Regions from separate parts of the Homo sapiens genome. Here region 2 is linked to region 1. Evidence: chromatin contacts called from ENCODE Hi-C or POLR2A ChIA-PET data. All regions are on one chromosome and are shown on one strand. The core of a region is the stretch at or near the end of the contact, and the rest is flanking DNA. Distances in the headings are between cores, read along the strand shown.

The links. A loop is a pair of places that touch in the nucleus more often than their neighbours do. ChIA-PET counts read pairs that join two places held with the same protein, here RNA polymerase II (POLR2A).
Region 2: a loop to region 1 is called in a map with no recorded cell type, with 2.6 times the contacts of the local background. The contact joins the enhancer-like site here to the promoter of SMAD1-AS2 in region 1. A Hi-C loop is called at or near these places in 3 of 37 single-sample maps with no recorded cell type. POLR2A ChIA-PET finds 5 or more read pairs at or near these places in 1 of 52 experiments (activated CD4-positive, alpha-beta T cell).

What each region holds. Positions count from the first base shown.
Region 1 is chr4:145,500,202-145,506,752 of GRCh38, reverse strand. SMAD1-AS2 (SMAD1 antisense RNA 2) reads left to right here and starts at 3,773. Exons shown (of 2, transcript NR_108077.1): 1 at 3,773-3,877. All of the region lies in intron 1 of SMAD1 (SMAD family member 1), which reads right to left.
Region 2 is chr4:145,804,412-145,810,962 of GRCh38, reverse strand. All of the region lies in intron 8 of ZNF827 (zinc finger protein 827), which reads left to right. Among named protein-coding and RNA genes, the nearest start is that of C4orf51, 130 kb to the right of the region's middle. RefSeq lists enhancers at 2,361-2,550, 1,780-2,979, 3,407-3,626. Within about 2 kb of position 2,547, at least 10 of the 41 ENCODE cell types and tissues checked have a DNase peak (open chromatin) inside an H3K27ac peak, as active enhancers do.

The DNA of each region.
Region 1 (6,551 bases), core at 2,524-5,023:
AAAATACACTCTCTTCCATTTAATATGTTACAGATCCCAAATTCCCACAGAAAGTTTTTTTTTAATTACCCTAATTTGTATATGAAGATATAATTGTTTTTTAAAGGAAGGAGTAACCACCAAATGTTACAACCCCCTTTAATAAAAAGATTAGGAGACAAATAATGTTCAACCACTCTCTGTATCAGCTTCAGACTAGAGGCTGTTTTATAATTCTTGCACCAGTATGGAATTCAGCAGACAAAATAAATGCTCCCATTAAATATTGAGGGAATAATTGTATTATTCAATAAAATAAACAAAAAATACAGGCTACAAAAAGTGACTGGGGGAAAAAAATCCAAAAACTCTCCGTACTTTAAGAAAGGCAAATAACAGAAGATAAATGGTCTATTGTCAAATGAAGCAGGCAACTCTTTTCTCCCCCTACTTCTTGTTCTTTGGTTCATTACACTTTCTTAACTAATAGTAAAAAATCATGGCACAAAGATCAAAAGAATTAAGGAACTAAAAGTACAGGGTATTGATTAACTTCACTTTGAAAATGTTTAACAGCTGGATACTTTTTTTTTCTTTTTTTTAAAGACAACTTTATAAAAATTCTGTTTGATCGGCCAGGCTTGGTGGCTCACACCTGTAATCCCAGCACTTTGGGAGACCGAGGAGGGGGGATCACCAGTCAAGAGTTCAAGATCAGCCTGGCCAACATGGTGAAACCCTGTATCTACTAAAAATACAAAAATAAGCCGGGCATAGTGGTGTACACCTTTAGACCCAGCTACTTGGGAGGCTGAGGCAAGAGAATCACTTGAACAGGGAGGTGGAGGTTGCAGTAAGCCAAGATTGTGCCATTGCACTCCAGCCTGGGTGACAGATTGAGACTCCGCCTCAAAAAAAAAAAAATTGTTTGACCTTTTTTTTCCTTTTTGGAAACAAATATTTCTAAGTAACAAAACCACCTAAGTGCGTATTTCCAGACTTACATCGCCAGATATATTCTTAAACAGATAGACTGGTCTTGTGAATACACAGAAAAAGTAAGACTTGAGCTTCCAGAGTAGACCTATGGTGGGCTTCAGAGTGATTATAAGCAAACTGCATGAATTTTGTAGTTCAGCATTTTTTTTTTTTTTTTTGACAGAGTCTTGCTCTGTCGCCCAGGCTGCAGTGCAGTGGCGCGATCTCGGCTCACTGCAGCCTCCACCTCCTGGGTTCACACCATTCTCCTGCCTCAGCCTCCGGAGCAGCTAGGACTACAGGTGCCCACCACCACGCCCAGCTAATTTTTTATATTATTTTCCAGTATTTTTAATATATGAAACTATTTCACAATACACCTCATTAGATGCCATGGAGATGCAAGATATCTCAGAGACATGTTGTAGAAAGTGATCAATATTAACTGGCAATATTAATTAGTATTACAGAAATGTATGTGTCATCTATCCTAACATCCAATTTTGGATAGGATTCAAGGCCTGGTGAGATCAACTCTTGCCTTGTTTGAGATGCTTAAATTAAAACATCAAAAAAGGTCAAAGGGGAACATGCCAGGGGACTTGTAATGTAATTCTCATTACTATAAAACAAACTACTTTTTTCTAACCTGCTCCATTTCACTTAGGTACTCAAGTCAACTGTATAGTCCAAACAAAGATGGAATTGTCCAAATAGATCATGATTTCAAAGGATAATAAAGACACCTGAAAAATTCCTGACACTTATAGAAACCACAGACTCACAGAAGATTATACACTAAAGACGTAGGGTTAAAAATGCATAAAAACACAAAGGTTGGAAAAACCATATTATTTCAGCAATTTAAGGCCAATAAATATTTTAAAACAATAAAGAGCAATCCATCATTGCTTGCATCTTTCAAGCCATCTTGTAAGCAAAGAATTGCAATGAGATTTATTGGTAAAATATGAAAAATTCACAAAATGGAAAGGGGATCATAATCATTTGCCCTAAATAAAATCAGGCTGAATTAATCAGAAGTCCAGAAGAACTGGGAACTTACAAACTTTTGATAAAGCTGAAATAACTATTACTTAAATGTGGAACAGCAGACAACCCACATGAGACAATGGCCCAGCAAGAGGGCTGAGGCAGAAACTGCCATCCGCTCACATTTCCAAACAGAGAAATAGTACCCCTAAAAAACAGTACCCCTAAAAATGAAGACAGGTGGAGACAGAACTCTAGAACAAGTAGAACACAACGATAAGTAGCAGACAGTAGGAATTGTAAATGGTTCCTAACAAAAAGCATGAAAGATTATTGTACAGCTCCTTAAGGAAAATGATAAATATCTACCCTTAAGGTTAAGGCAGACAGGCAAAAGACAAGTTAAAATTTGCTATACAAGTCCAATGCCATTACAATGAATATAAAAACAGAAATGGATCTAGTTATTTCAGTTCCAGAAAATACCCTAAAGTAGCAATGTTCTTTGATCTGGTTCAACAAATAATGTTCAAATGCTTCTTTAACCCAGTTACTCCAGTTAGGAGCTAACCAGGTTTTCAGATACAGTAAAGTCCTTACGGGTTCTTGGAAACTGTGGCTCTAAGTGAAACGATGTAAAACAAAATTAATTTTAGCATCAGCTAATTTATATAAACAAGAGTTAAGTTCCTTCAGGACATTTCTGGTCACAAAAACATTACCAAACTTCTGAGACCCAAAACACTTCTAAAATTAACACTGAAATAAATGTGAGCCATATATACATTTAAGAAAGATGAACAGAAACAAGATAATTATTTACCCAATTATTCCAATTCAGGGTCGCAGTGGCCCGAGCCGATCCCAGCAGCTTAGGGCACAAGGTGGGAACCACCCCTGGACAGGACACCATTTCATGGCAGGGCGCACTCACACACACACCTACATGCACTGCAATGGGGACAATGTAGACATACTAATTCACCTAACGTGCACACCTTTGGGATATGGGAGGAAACTAGAGTAGCCAGAGAAAACCCAAGCAGACATGGGGAGAATGTGCAAACTCCACACAGACAGTGGCCTAGGCTGGGAATGTTTTTTCTCATCAACGTTATAAGGAAATGGCATTGAATGAAATGAGGTTGTCTGAGGACCTGCTGTATTTGTATTGGAGGAGGAAACAGGTGAAGTGCCTGCATTCCTTTTTCCTGTTTTAAAACAGCAGTTAGCCCTCAACTTTCAACATTTGTCTCAATCTCAAATGAGTCAAATTTAGCTAAATAAAACTCACCACTAAGCAAAATAAGGGAGGAAAAAACCTCTAGAACAGAAAGAAAAATGAAAATGGATAAAACCTTGCTCTTTACTGATGCTAACGTACTTCATAAAGTACAGCGCTTAACTTCATTGCTAAAAAGGCTATAATGAACTCTATTTCGCTTTAGTCCTTAGGGGAAAAATGTATTTAAACCAAATTCCTACACAAGAAAGCCATACGGAGACCCACAGAGAACACAGAACTCTGCTGCTCTCAGTTCACAGCAGCAGGAGAGTCCTACCATCACAAACACCACAAGTAAAGTTCCATCTTACTGAGCCTCTTACTATTCAGCCTTGATCTGGCTACTTCCAAACATGGGACTGATGATGCAGAATAGCTAGTTTGACATTTTTCCCACTGAAAATTTATTTTTGCCGGAGACTGATTTTCTAAATCTGGAGAAATTGGGGGTTGGAGATAGGAGAGAGGTTCAGTTCGTGAAATTCTATTTATAGTGATGCAATAATGCAGGTACTATTGCCTTTAAAGCGCAGACACTGTGCGTTTAAAGCGCAGACACTGACAGCAAGTCTTCCAGTCTCTCCAGTATAACTTAAGTGACATGCCAGCAAGAGATGCAATTTGGTCCCTCAACAGTGTTAAGTGAGTAGAAATCTTAGGAATCAAAAAGAAAAGGAATACCATGTAGACTGAATTCCAGCTTACTACTTACCACTTGTAAGTTCACTGAAGCTGTGAAATTTCAGCCAAACAATTTCAAAAGTAGCATCTCCTTGATGAAAAGGAAGCAAGGAACTTATGGATGTCAGAATGACAAGAGTCTCTAAGGATATAACTGTAGTTTATTTATTTTAGGTGTGCCAAGTGTGCTATTAACGTATCTTCATTATATCAGAAAATTCTTTAAAAAGAGTTCTTTCTGGTTCTGTTCTGCATACACAAATCCTTCCATCCTGACAAATCTAGGCTGCTAATAGAGTACCTGGTTAATTTTTCTTAATCACAGAGATTCCCTATAAAATAGCAGCTGTCACATCTGTTTTGTCTGATTAGATGATTACTTGAATAGTTAAGGCAATTGAAAGTTTTCTTATTGTCCCCAACTTCAACAAACAAAGTTGGCTTTTCTATATCTTCTTGCCATTTCCTCTAAAAGTTGTACAACATTCCTTAATCCCATTGAACCCCCATTCCCAAATTCATGCTTGTAATGGCATACTGTCCTTCAGGACACGGTAGCCTTTCAAGATGTCCAGCTCCCCATAAGCTCATCCTGATAAAGGCCATTCACATTCATGTCAACTCAAACACTGTAAAGACTCCTGGCCTACAAATGCTCACTCCTCAAACACAGGAAAGATTGAAGACCACAGACATTTTAAGATTTAATTTTATTGACTATCCCAGGAGAAAGTCTATGGTAGTTGTCTCAGAAAAAACTATTCTCTTTGAGTCAGTTATCCTAAAATAGCAATTTTAGACTACAAAGAATGCTAAATGTGGTAGATTTCCGTAAGTGGCTAGTTATGAATGATTCGTCAGTAGCTAATAAACGAAATTGTTTGAGTTACCAACTTATACAAGCATTATACTGGTTGTTTTTACAAACATTATTACATTGACTCCTCACACCAATGCTTCAAGGTAGAAATCATTATCTCAATTTTAGTAATAAACTTGAGGCTCAGAGGTTAAAGTAACTTTCTCCAGACCATATTCTGGTAAGTAGTATATCTATATTTTAAACCAGTACTGACTAATACTGAAGTCCCTCAGTCAAGTTTAAAAAAAAAAAAGGTAATCCAAATATCAAATTCACAGATGAAAATGGAATCAACTACAGGAGGAAAAAACTATCCCTTTAAAAAAAAAAAAAGAAACAAAAATCCTGCTGTATTTCATGTTTTGGAACATATTTCTCTCGCTCCACTGATCTCACAGGTGCTGTTTATGACAACAAACATGCACATCTGTAGGGGTGAACTGACAGACACAAAGCAGGACGGCCTGAACTCTCTTCCTATATTTAGATCCTTCAGCTCAGCTCTTAATTGCATAATTTAATCAGGACCCTCTAGAAGGGAAACACATCCATATTCATCACAGGCATCAAAGGAAACATCTTTACAAGTTATATCCTTTTACAAACCAACATATGGTCTCACGCCACTTTCCCAATTGTTGAACTCCTCCTCTGGGAAGAGCATGGAATTTTATTTCTTTTTATCACTTGAAAAAATCACTTCCCTCCTAATTCAGTAAAACTGGGTGGAGGCCACTTCCTCCACAGGTGAGAGAAATAAAACTTGTTGATCTGTCATTGTCAGGAATTTTAAAGTTAACCATTTATTTTACATATTTTGAAAATGGAAACAAAAGGCAGACAAAACCCAGAATGAGAAATTGGGGCACATTCTCCATGCTTTCAAATAAAACCTCTACCTACTTTTTTGTCATTTTAAGATGGTTTCTAAATTAGAAAACAAGTGTCCTTAACTTGAATAGGTTTGAACTGCAGCTGTCCACTTAGTAGCTGTACTTTGAAGAAAACAACTCTGAGCCTCAATTTGCTTTTCCACAAAATTGTGATACCATCACCCAATCCACTGGGTTAGGCAGATTAAATATAAACATGAAAGGCTTACTTCAAAATTATAACATGCTGAAAAACAAAGTGATTAACAAAGCAGGTTCACAAATAAGGCTAATTTTAATATTTTGCATATCCAAAAAAATGAGGTTTACAGTCTAGTTTTTGTCTGTTTAATGAAGTTCTAACTTCATACAAAAAGAGAAAAACTAGTAACCACTACAGTTATTCAATTCACTCAACAAACAGCTATCACATGCCAGGCACTATTCTAAGCACTAGAAACGCAGCACTGAAAGAGACACAAAAAGTTTTTCAAAGTCTGTTTCTGTGCCTTGGTGGGGCCTACATTCTGGTGGTCAGGGAAAGCCTCGTCGTGAATGTGGTATCTGAACAGCCCCCTGAAAGGAATTATCTGGGGAAGGGCATTCCAAGCAGAGAGAAGGGCAATTGCAAAAGCCATTTGAGCCATTTGGCAAGAATGATCCTGAGATGTTCAAGGAATGGCAAGGAGTCCTCACTGAGGCTGGAATGGAGTGAGGGGAGAGAAATGAGAGATGAGGCCAGAGAGGTCACAGGGGAAGGTATGTGCGGGACCCACAGAGACTTCAGAGCTTTTGACCCAAATTGAGATGGAAACACTGGGAGATCTGAGCAGAGGAGAGCCATCATCCAACTTAGAGTTTAATAGAATTACTGTGGCTTGCTGGGTTGAGAACATACTGA
Region 2 (6,551 bases), core at 1,298-3,797, 310 kb before region 1:
ATAACACTCCATGTTAGTTTGTGAGCTGGACGTCAATGTCTCGTTCTAGGAATTTAATCTACAAATAGACTTGAACAAGTAACTTTAAGGGATATGGACAAAAATACACTTTGCAGCATAAAGACCTGAAAACAAACTAAATGCACATAGGTAGGAAACCATTTTCAATAAACCATGAATATTCAGTGGGAAACTCCACAGCCATTAAAAAAGAATGAAGGAGATCTGTAGGAATCTCTTTGAAAAAATGCCCAAGACATATTGTTAGATAAAAAAAGGAAACACTGGCTGCTGACAACATGCGTGACATGATCCCATTATGTTTTAAAAAAGAGGCAGTACATTTATGTGTACATAATAGCTTGTATATGCATGGATAATTTCTTAAACTGTGACTGGTGATTACCACTGACAAGTGGAAAGGACAGGGATTGGGAGAAGGGGACAGTAGTGAGAGGCATTCTTTTATTTTTGAGTTTATATCCTTTGTTCTATTTTTTTCATCAATTTACATTACACTTATAATTTCTAAAAGTTAAAAAAGTAAAGTGGGAAACCATTGTGTTCAAGTCACTTTTTTTTTTTAGAATTGGCCTTTACTCATATAATAATTTGGAGCCATAATGAATAATCTCTAGATCAAGTAAACTGCTAAAAATATAAAGCAATAATTCCTAGCCGTCTTCCTTCAGTAAGCTCCCCTAACCAGAAGCCAGAGTTAAATGAGTTTTTCATACAGTTTGTGAAACTATAAAGCAGGTTACAAATCCACATGAATGGTATGATTCCATGATTTGTAAAACGGTGGGCATGCAGGAAAAAAAGAGCAGAAAGAATAAATCTAGAAATGTTAGCTTTTCCTCAGTTTAGTTGGCATGTCAAGTAATTTATACTTATATTTTATGAATTTCCATTTTTATAAGAAGTATATGTTACTTTCATAATCATGTAATTGCCTGATGGGTCCTTCCTGCCTGCTGCACAGACAAAACCAATTCACTGAGACCCTGTTATTGCAGTAAAGAGTTTAATTAATGCAGGGCAGCCTAGCAGGAGGACTGGAGTTATCACTCAGATGAGTCTCCCCAGGAACTCAGAGCCCAGGTTTTTTATGGATAATTTGGTGGGCAGGGGGCTAGGGAATGGGTGCTGCTGATTGGTTGGAGATGAAATCATAGGGGTATAGAAAATGGTCCTCATGTGCTGAGTCCACCTCTGGATGGGGGCCACAGGACTGGTTGAGTCATGGGTCTGGGTGGGGTCAGTCAGTTGCCAGAATGCTGTCTGAAAAACATCTCAAAAGACCAATCTTAGATGCTACAATAGTGATGTTATCTATAGAAGCAACTGGGGAAGACACATCTTGTGACCTCTGGCCACGTGACTCCTGAGCAGTAAGGGATTATAGAAACTACACCTTCATTTTAGAATTCAGACCCTTCTCATAATCCTAGTCTTGTGGACTTTTATTAGTTTTCAGTCTGTGAGCCAGAAGGGCATTAGTTTTAGGGAGGGACTATTATCATCATTGTTTCAAAGTTAAATTATAAACTAAATTCTCCCCATGGTTAGCCTGCCCTAGGCCCAGGAAAAAGCAAAGGCAGCCAGTCTGTGAGGCCAGAAGCAAGAATGGAGTCAGCCATGCTGGACTTCTCTCACTGTCATCATCTTTGCAAAGGTGGTTTCAATCAGAAAACACCAATAAGTTAGTTTCATTTTGAACAAAGGAGAAAATATCTTTTCATACTATTCTCATACTGAATGCTTGACACCAACTCTCTCTGGAAGTTTCTATCATGAGGATATTCCTGGAGCTTTGGACAAAATCCACTTTGGCAGAACCACATTTAAATATGACGCTAGGCTGGGCACAGTGGCTCACACTTGTAATCCCAATGCTTTGGGAAGCCAAGGCAGGAGGATTGTTTGAGGCCAGGAGTTCAAGACCAGCCTGGGCAATGTAGCAAGACCCCGCCTCTGCAAAAAATTTAAAAATTAGCCATGTATGGTCGTGTATACCTGTAGTCCCAGCTACTTGGGAGGCTGAAGCAGGAGGATTGCTTGAGGCCAGGAGTTCAAGGCTGCAGTGAGCTATTAATAAGATCAAGCCACTGCACTCCAGCCTTGGTGTCAGAGAGACACTGCCTCTAAAAAATAAAATTAAAAAACAAGCAAATACATAACTGTGACTCCAGAAAAATGGTAGACCTAAAAGCAGCTAAAGTAAATGGAGATATTTTCAATGAAAATGTTGGGAAAAAATCTTGTAAAGTGGTATTTGCAAAGTAGAACTCCTCTTTAAGGTATCAAAGTGCTTCAGACTAAGGAACACTATTTGAATGTTCTGCGTTTATCTGTACCTACTACCTTCATAATTTCCCCATCCTCTGTTGTATGCACTCTACAGAACCTCTTTCCTATCGGGGCTTTCCAGTCAAAATGACTCATCCAGCTGCAGAATCTAGTTTCTCCGCCCTAAGTATCTAGGAATGAGTCACTCAAATGAGTTGCTTCTTTTTTAACTTCAATGGAATTAGGCTTGAAAGATTCATGATGGGGGAGGGTCCTGGGAAAGGGGCCTGTGCTGAGGTTATCAGGGAAATCAGCTGTATTATAGGAATGGGAAAGAGGCCAGGAAACAGGATAATGAGGGAGTGGGATAGCCTGGAGGTAGAATGATTTATAAAAAAAGATTAGATCCAAATTCTGGCTGTCTTTGTTAGAGTATGGAGGCAGGAATTAATTGGTTATGTGGATTGTAGGTAACCATTTTGTGGCAAGATGACTTAAAAGGTAAGGTGACTCATCCTAATTATTTTTTTTTTGCTCACTAATTTTCTATGTACTGTATAGTCACTTGCACCCACAGAAAAACAAGGGGAAAGTTTACTCAGGAAAAAAAAAAAAATGTGTACTCTTGCAAATGCTTTTAACATGTAGGCAAGCTTTCGGTATGTGAAAGTTATTTCTGACACAATTTTTGGTCAAATTGTTTTTCATTTTTATGAAAATGTTAATTTTTAAAGCACTCTGGTCTATCTCCCAACTGTTACTTTTATCACTCGAAAATGTGTTATTTTAAAAATATCATCACTGGTGTCATACTAAGACTTGCCATGCCTTTCATAGTAATTAATGTTTTTTGTTTTTTGTTTTTTTTTTGTTTTTGTTTTTTGTTTTTTTTTTTTAAAGCAGCCTGGCACAGTGGCTCACGCCTGTAATCCCAGCACTTTGGGAGGCCAAGGCGGGCGAATCACGAGGTCAGGAGTTCAAGACCAGCCTGGCCAAGATGGTGAAACCCCATCTCTACTAAAAATACAAAAATTAGCTGGGCGTGGTGGTGGGCGCCTGTAATCCCAGCTATTTGGGAGGCTGAGGCAGAGAACTGCTTGAACCCAGGAGGCGTTGGTTGCAGTGAGCTGAGATGGCGCCACTGCACTCCAGCCTGGGCGACAGAGCGAGACTATGTCTCAAAAAAAAAAAGCACTGGGACATGAAAAAGAAAAATGAAAGTTATCTTTGGGTGATGATGGGAACTCTGATTGAGGGTTTTAGTTTTGTTTCCCCCTACCACCACCTTGTCTCTCTTCTTCTAGTTTTCTATAATGAGCATGAAACACTTCTATAAAGAAAAATTAAATGTTTAGAGGGAGTAAGATGTTAAGGAACAAAGGTAAGATTCATGGTGCTCTGAGTTAATAGGCCGTAAGCTTAATAATTATGGTTATACACAGGATAGGTCTTTGTCAGAGACTGCTAAACATCTTGTACAACAATCTTGTGTAAACAACAGTGGTCAGGAAAAGACTCCCCAGAAGGTGAAATTCCAACAAATTTTGGCAGAGTCATTTCAGAAACGTTAAAGTTACACATCCTGTAAGTTATTAATAAAGATGTGAAATCCTTGTATGAAATACGACTATGATCACAGTCATTTCCATTTGGAGGTTCACGAAGCTTACTCAAGGAATGATTGAAGTTTGAGGGTGGTTACTTATTTTTAACCTTGCAAGGGAGATTCATGAATTAAATTAATCTTAGGGCACCAGGTGTGATAGAAGAACTGCACGCCATTTTCTCTATCTTGGTTGTTGAAAATAGAGTGTTCAATGGGACAGTCTGTTGTACTGTCTCATTGCATCATTGGTCTCATAAGTATCAGTGACTTAGGTATAATTAATAAAATAATAGCTGCCGTGGGAGGGTATTTTCAGTCGTTATATCAAAATGTATAATAAGCATTCTAATTTCTGTTATATCTGTTTAATTTCCTAACAAAGGAGTTCAGTTAGAAAAAGGATATCAGTGGCTCCTGACAAACCTGTCCTTAACTTTCCCCTTAGATTATTTTCATTCTTCTCTGCCAGTGTCGAAGAATACAGAGATGTTGCAGAATGAGGATTAAATTAAAAAAAAGATCTGAGTATCATTAAATATTTGATGAGCAGTATGAGAAGATTGTGAGGTGTGCATATCACTGGGGTGAAAAGAAAGTTCATTCATTCATGGCCCAGCACAATGTCTCACACCTGTAATCCCAGCACTTTGGGAGGCCAAGGCAGGAGTATTGCTTGAGCTCAGGAGTTCGAGACCAGCCTGGGCAACATGGCGAAACCCCATCTTTACCAAAAATACAAAAAAAAAGTAGCTGGGCGTGGTGGAGTGTGCCTGTGATCCCAGTTACTTGGGAGGCTGAGATGGGAGGATGGTTTGAGCCCAGGAGGCAGAGGTTGCAGTGAGCCCAGATAGCACCATTGCACTCCAGCCTGGGCAACAGACCCAGACCCTATTTCAAAAAAAAAAAAAAAAAAAAAAGTTCATTTATTCAACATACTTATGAGCAGCTTTTGTATGCCAGGTACTTCTTAGGTCCTGGGGAACAGCAGTGAATAAAACAAAGCCCCTGTCCTCATGAAGTATACACCCTAGAGGGGGAGGCAGACAATAAACTAGTACTATTATAGGTAACATCATGAAAAAAAATAAGCAAGGGAAAGAGGGGGTTTGGGAAGGGGTCACATAAGGTAGAATGGTCAGGAAAAGACTCCCCAGAAGGTGAAATTCAAGCAGCTACCTGAAGCAAGGGTGGGAGAGAGTCCTGTATTGCCTCGTGGGGAAGAAAGTTCATGTAAAGGGAGCAACAAGGCCCTGACGTCAGGGTGAGCTTGACCGCGGAAGTGACAGCAGGAAGGGAGGTGAGGCTGGAGGGGAGGGAGGGAGCCGGCCCCCAGGTCATCTGAAATAGCATGGACTTGGGCTTTCATTGCAAGTATGCCAGGAACCATTGGAATGCTTTGAGCAGAAAAGTGACATGATCTTACTTCCATTTAACTCTTTCCTGTTTAATCTTTAAAGCCCAAATAATGTCCTCTGAAAGGCTTAATGGGAACAGAGAGGCCCTGCATAAAGATAAAAGAGGCAAAGAAAGGTAATTTGCTGAGCAGAATTTTTATAGTGGATGGAATCTGTGCATGTTCCTTTAATAATTAGTTAATTATTGATGGTGAGTGTTGCCCAATATTTTTCTCATTAAGTTATCACAGAGGGATTCTATTTTGTTACATTTGGTTGAAATTTGGGGATTTTTTTTTCCTAATCAGTTAAAAATGACTATCTAGATATTTAACTGAATACTTATGGGAAAAAGTCTACAAAACTTGTTCTAGTAACAAAAAGAAAGTCTCAGAAAGTTAAAGAACATGAAACCAGGATTCTTTTTTAGAGACAAATCCATTATTTAGAATTCCTTCTAGAAGAGGGAATGCCTTCATCAGAAAGGTGAATTTTGCTTCACACAAATGCACACACACACACACACACACACACACACACACACAAAAGGAATTGCTCCGGCATTATTTATAAAGAGACGTGTCAGGGAACTATGAATTCTCCAATAAAACTGCAAATTACTCTAACAGATGCATACAAAACATGCCTAGAGGCTGTTGTGTATTTGTATTTTGCCAGTACTGCCATTGAAGAGGTGATTTACAATCCTAAAGCCACCAATGATGGCATTTTCTAAATGTTATATCAAATTATATTGTGTAAGACAGTAACATCTGTCACTTAGAATGGAATTCTTAAATATTTGTTATATAAATATAATACTGACAATCAAAAAAGCTCATGTTTGCTAATACATAATAGGCATCTTTTAGAGGGAGGGATTTGCACTGTCCCCACTCATGGAAATAGTACCTAATAAGAAATTTATTTGCCTCCCTTACTTAGAAACACTACTAAATATTAAATCATCAAAAACCTGGTTACTAAGTAAAATGACCACAGCCACTGAAGGGTTCAGGTTCAAGATGAGTTTTCAACTAAATGTACCAGTTCCCACCTACCTTCAATAATCTTCAGATGTCAAAATCACTTTTTAAAAACATTTTCTTTGTTACTCGTAATATCTGAGGAAATGTAGATTCTTCATAGACTTTTCAAGACTTGGATTATATAAACCCATTGTTCAGCTAGATGTTTGTTTTAAATGTTTTTTAGCCACCAGAAAAAAAGTGATTATCTAGTCTAGACTTGTTCTTGTA